Linked DNA regions of Homo sapiens: region 2 is linked to region 1. A link is a loop called in an ENCODE intact Hi-C map of the cell type or tissue named here. Cell type or tissue: heart left ventricle. All regions are shown on one strand.

Region 1 (2,500 bases):
GGATCCTAGGCACTGAAAAATCAGCAGACTTCAGCTGCCCCCCTCCTCTGCACTTCCTGGGATGCCAGGCCCTCGGCCGGTGGCCCGTCAGACTCTGGGGTCACTGGTTCACAGTGATCACCCCTGAGTAGCAAGATGGATTCTCGGAGCCCTTTTCCATCTTTATCTCAAAGTTATGCTTCTTTATCTTTATGCATACACAATTTTCCACAATGAGCCTACCACTTTTCAAATAGGAAAAATAAGAGTCAAAAATGAGTTAATAAATAAATATAATGAAGTCAGCCCTCCTTGGCAATACAGATATTCTGTAACAAGGTCAGATGGAAGAATGTGGTGTATCAGAGGGGGAATAACCCCAGCAATTTCCTGAATTCCTCATGGTTGGGCTTGTTTATTACCAAAAAGCAGTCATTGAGAAACAAGTGTATATCTCTGTTGAAATCCCCATTTTCTGTGAACAAATTGACAACTCCCCTGGGATGATGGGTGATGGGGCTCTTAATATGTTTTTGAATTTGTAATAAGGCACAACGACAGATGGTAAAGGATTAATAAACTTGGCGTGACTACTAAAATAATTGAATCTGCCAGAAAATAGCTCATTAAAAATGTATTTGTTCCTAGAGGACATTTTTTCCTCATTAAAGTGAGTCAAGGATCAGCCTCGTGGATCAGCCTTCCAGGCCTTCCAAAGGCCCTGCTGGGGCAAGTGAGCAGGAACCAGGAGCCCGGGAGGGTCTCTCTGGAGTTCTGCCTCCTAAATCCTGGTTGCAGAGGGAGAGCACAGATGATTGAGAATAAGCAGGCTGTGGCTGAGGAAGTCACTGGTCTGAAAGCTTTTGGGTGGTGAGGCCAGGAAATTTAACCTGTGCTCACATAAGTCTGATTTCCCTTGGCCCAGACTCTGCTCCTCAGACTCTCTCCCTCTTCCTTCCTTTACCTCCCGTCCCAGGTCAGCTTTCTCTCCCTCTGCGTTTCCAGTTCCCTGTGACCTTCTGGGTCCCCTCCTCCCATCTCCCTTCTGCTGCTCTGCCTGTTCCTGGAAGTGGGAGTGGGAGGGAGAGTTTTCTCTCTGAGTCTCCCTTTATATCTTTGAATAGTGAACCATTACACTATTCAAGTGCAATTAAATAGTTTCTAAGCCCCACCCAACAAGGCTGAGTGACTCTGGGCCCTCCCCCTGGGATTGAGCAAAGGAGCAGAGAGGCCCTTGTCAGCCACCAGCTTCCTGCCAGGCTCAGCTTCCCAGGCCTCTGATGGGCTTTCCCTTTACAGTGTGGAGTCGGTTGGGCTGGAGATGGCTATATCTGTGGAAAGGATGTGGACATCGACAGTTACCCCGACGAAGAACTGCCATGCTCTGCCAGGAACTGTAAAAAGGTAAGGGGTGTGGGGTGGCAGTAGGCACACATGCACTGTGGCTTTCCAAAGTCACATCTTCTATGGGGAGAGGTTCTGTGGATCTAATTTAAAATTGTACTTGTAAAGTAGCTGCATCTCAGAGGAAGTGAAACAGCCACCAACAATAAAGCCACAGTGTCTTGAGGTCAGAAACAGTTACTGGCTTAACACAAATGTAGGATGTCACTCGGAACTGCATTTTCCCCCTAAGGACAACTGCAAATATGTGCCAAATTCTGGCCAAGAAGATGCAGACAGAGATGGCATTGGCGACGCTTGTGACGAGGATGCTGACGGAGATGGGATCCTGAATGAGCAGGTACCTGCTTCGCTGGGAGGGCCTGTGAATTGCCACGTACCAGGGATGATGGGAGAAAGCCTGTGATGTCAACTATGTATATGAATCATCCCAAATGTTAGTTTCCATGCCTGCATTCCACAGCACTGCAGCTTTTTACCCTATAAGATTCACAGATGTTTGAAATATAAAACTGACAAACTTGGGCCACCAGAGTGCTGATGCTTCACAACAATGGAGGAAGTGGATTTAGTAAAAGTCTGAGTGATGTTCTGTCCTTTCATCTTTTAGGATAACTGTGTCCTGATTCATAATGTGGACCAAAGGAACAGCGATAAAGATATCTTTGGGGATGCCTGTGATAACTGCCTGAGTGTCTTAAATAACGACCAGAAAGACACCGATGGGGATGGAAGAGGAGATGCCTGTGATGATGACATGGATGGAGATGGTAGATTTATCTTGCTTTTGTCTTTTATTTGGAATTCAGTTGACCTTGTTCCATTGTTCTCTGAGAGAGTAGGAATAGAATGACTGATTCGGAGCCTTCCAGCTGTGGGTGGCTCATTGTGGCCTGCATCTGGAAGACCCAAGGTGGACTTGTGTCTATGGAAGGAGACCCCACAGCCCACTCCACTACCTAATGGCTCTGGATGTTTCCAGGACTCTGTATCATTGCCAGAAACTTTGTATGACCCCTTCAAGCAGTGTCTTGTCAGAGTGTGTCTTTATGGGGTATCTCCCTTCCCATTTCTACCTGTCCTCACTCTCCACTATCCTTTCTACATGTGAGAGACC
Region 2 (2,500 bases), 100 kb before region 1:
TACACACTGGCACCAGCATCTAATTGTTTAATGAACATTACATGGCCTGGATCCTATTACTAATGTTTCTCTTCTTTGACATATGTCCACTGATGAAGGAAAGTTCTTTTTGGGTTGCAAAGTGGCTTTCAGAATTTGGACGCTCTGAAAGATAACAAACAGGCAACATCTTTTACTTCTTGCTCACAAGTAAATTTCTGGCAGTTTTTGACAGGTCATAAACACACATGAAATGCTAAACGTAGTGGGTTGTTAGATGCTTTCCTTAAAGTTGAAAAACATTTTTAAAATAAGTTTCCTTATGTCTACTTTTTTCCACATTCTCAACTCTGACATTCAAATGCACTTCACGAACCGACACGTAATAACATTTGAAAACCAAATTTGGAAAACCTTCACGAATTCAGACTTCACTCTTAGAGAATTTTCAAAGCATTCTTGAGACAAGCAAATCGAGGCTGTGAATAAGATTACTGAGAATAATGCTTACTTAAGAGAAATATTCATGTTTGTTAGATATGCACAAGCAGTTAATTACATTTGGAGTTGTGCTTGTTTAGGTCCTTTTGTGAGAGCACTGACACTGTTTAGAACTTTCTAGAAAAGCTTTCATCCATTGGTTTCTGTGACTTCACTCTTCCTTGTATTTCCAATGGGCTCCCTGGACGCATCTCCTCAAGCTCTTTTGTGGGTTTTTCTTCCTCACCCAGCTACTTCAAAGGTGGAGTTACTTAGGGTTCCATCCATAAACCTCTTCTTTTCTCACTCCACAAACTCACCCAAAGGTTTGAATTAACTATATGCAGATAATGCTCATGTTTATGTCTCCAGCCTCAATCTCTTCCTTGAGCTCCCTCATGTGTATCCTGTCTTAGTGGGTGACTCCACTATCTATTGCTAGTCTAAGCCTTAAACCTGGAATTTATGCTTAATTCCTCTCTCCCTTCCCATCATCATCCTAAATATCACTTTAAACATCCACCCTGTCTCTTCCCACTGTTGTCAACTTATTCCTGCCATCATCCTTTCTTGTCCAAATTTCTATAGCAATCTTTTAACTGATCCATCTGCTTCTAAAACCTTTCTCCTGCTAAGACCACAGAAATTTTTCTAGAATGCAAATCTGAACGTGTCACTCCTCTGCTAAAAAAACTTGTTCAGGGCCGGGCATGATGGCTCATGCCTGTAATCTCAGCACTTTGGAAAGCTGAGACGGGTGGATCACCTGAGGTCAGGAGTTCGAGACCAGCCTGGCCAACATGGTGAAACCCCGTCTCTACTAAATATACAAAAAAAAAAAAAAAAAAAATTAGCCGGGCATGCTGGTGGGTGCCTGTAATCCCAGCCACTTGGGAGGCTAAGCAGGAGAATTGCTTGAACCCAGGAGGTGGAGGTTGCAGTGAGCCGAGATCGCGCCATTGCACTCCAACCTAGGCGACAGAGTGAGACTCTGTCTCAACAACAACAACAACAACAAATTGTTCAGGACTCTCATTGCCCTCAAGATAAAGCCCACACTTCGCTTAGGCTGACAAGGGCCTTCATGATGGAGACCACATTCCACCCTCAGCATAACTCTTGCACACCAGACTGAATGCACTGTTTGCATTTTCTGTTCCATCTGATTAGAATGCCATCCCCCTCACCTCCACTCTCCCCTGGATCTATAAAGCTTTCTTCCATCTAAGATATCACCTCCCCTGGGAAGCTTCTCATCCTTCCCAAGATTGAATAAGGGACCTCTCCTATATGCTTCTATAGTACTTACATCCTATATTACCTATATCACAGCACTCAACACTCTGAATTTCAGCAGCAGCTTTATTCATCAGTTTTCTCAGATGATTGTAAAAACCTTCAAGGTATCTTCCTCATCATATCTCCAATAATCAGCTCATTCTAGATTCTTGAAAAACATTTGACAGATAGATGAATGCAGTTACTTTAAAGATCTGTTTCTCAGTTTCCTGATTCTAAATTCTGAACAGGGAGAATCTAATTTGCCCAGCTTGGGTCAGTTTCCATCCCTGGTCCAATGAGCTGAGCTAGGGGTGTGAGAGTATGGATGGAATCTCTTAGAAAGGAGTGTGGGGTTAGAAGCAATGGGTGGCATGCATAACCAAATTATACAATGTTCTTCATTGAAACAATAAAACTGCATTGTAGTTTTTAAAAGTCATATGTTATATATTTTTCATTAATTCATGAGCCTCCTTTCATTAGTTCATTATAAAAAGGTATCACTGTACCTTCATTTTAATACATAAAATAAAAATTATACAGTCACTTTTTACTTATTATTAGGGACTCATTCATCCAACTGTTCACAAATATTACTAAGTACCTACTATGTGCGAAGCTCTGTGCTAGGGACTCGGTAGATAGCAGAAAATAAAATCAAATCCCTGCTGTCATGGTGCTTGCTTTAAAAAATGTAAAACACAGATGCAGCATTTTAAATTAGAAAACTTAATATGAAAGAAGACAATAGGATGTTCTG

Evidence for each region. Hi-C counts contacts between places; a loop is a spot of excess contacts. Peaks named below come from ENCODE experiments on the same cell type or tissue, not always from the same donor. Only the 100,000 strongest peaks of a DNase experiment are listed, where the experiment ranks them.
Region 2: a loop joins it to region 1, with 2.2 times the contacts of the local background. A loop is called at or near these places in 2 of 110 quality-filtered maps.

The regions. Positions count from the first base shown.
Region 1 is chr5:80,069,028-80,071,527 of GRCh38, forward strand. It overlaps THBS4 (thrombospondin 4), which reads left to right. Exons shown (of 22, transcript NM_003248.6): 11 at 1,279-1,383; 12 at 1,616-1,723; 13 at 1,994-2,153. All of the region lies in intron 6 of THBS4-AS1 (THBS4 antisense RNA 1), which reads right to left. Among named protein-coding and RNA genes, the nearest start is that of THBS4-AS1, 13 kb to the right of the region's middle. RefSeq lists an enhancer at 1,162-2,361. In heart left ventricle, no CTCF peak of the experiment used is centred here; DNase peaks (open chromatin) are centred at 714 and 1,194; H3K27ac peaks cover 1,085 bases.
Region 2 is chr5:79,964,036-79,966,535 of GRCh38, forward strand. All of the region lies in intron 2 of LINC01455 (long intergenic non-protein coding RNA 1455), which reads left to right. The region is part of intron 2 of LOC105379048 (a long non-coding RNA gene); the gene reads left to right. Among named protein-coding and RNA genes, the nearest start is that of MTX3, 26 kb to the right of the region's middle. In heart left ventricle, no CTCF peak of the experiment used is centred here; no DNase peak of the experiment used is centred here.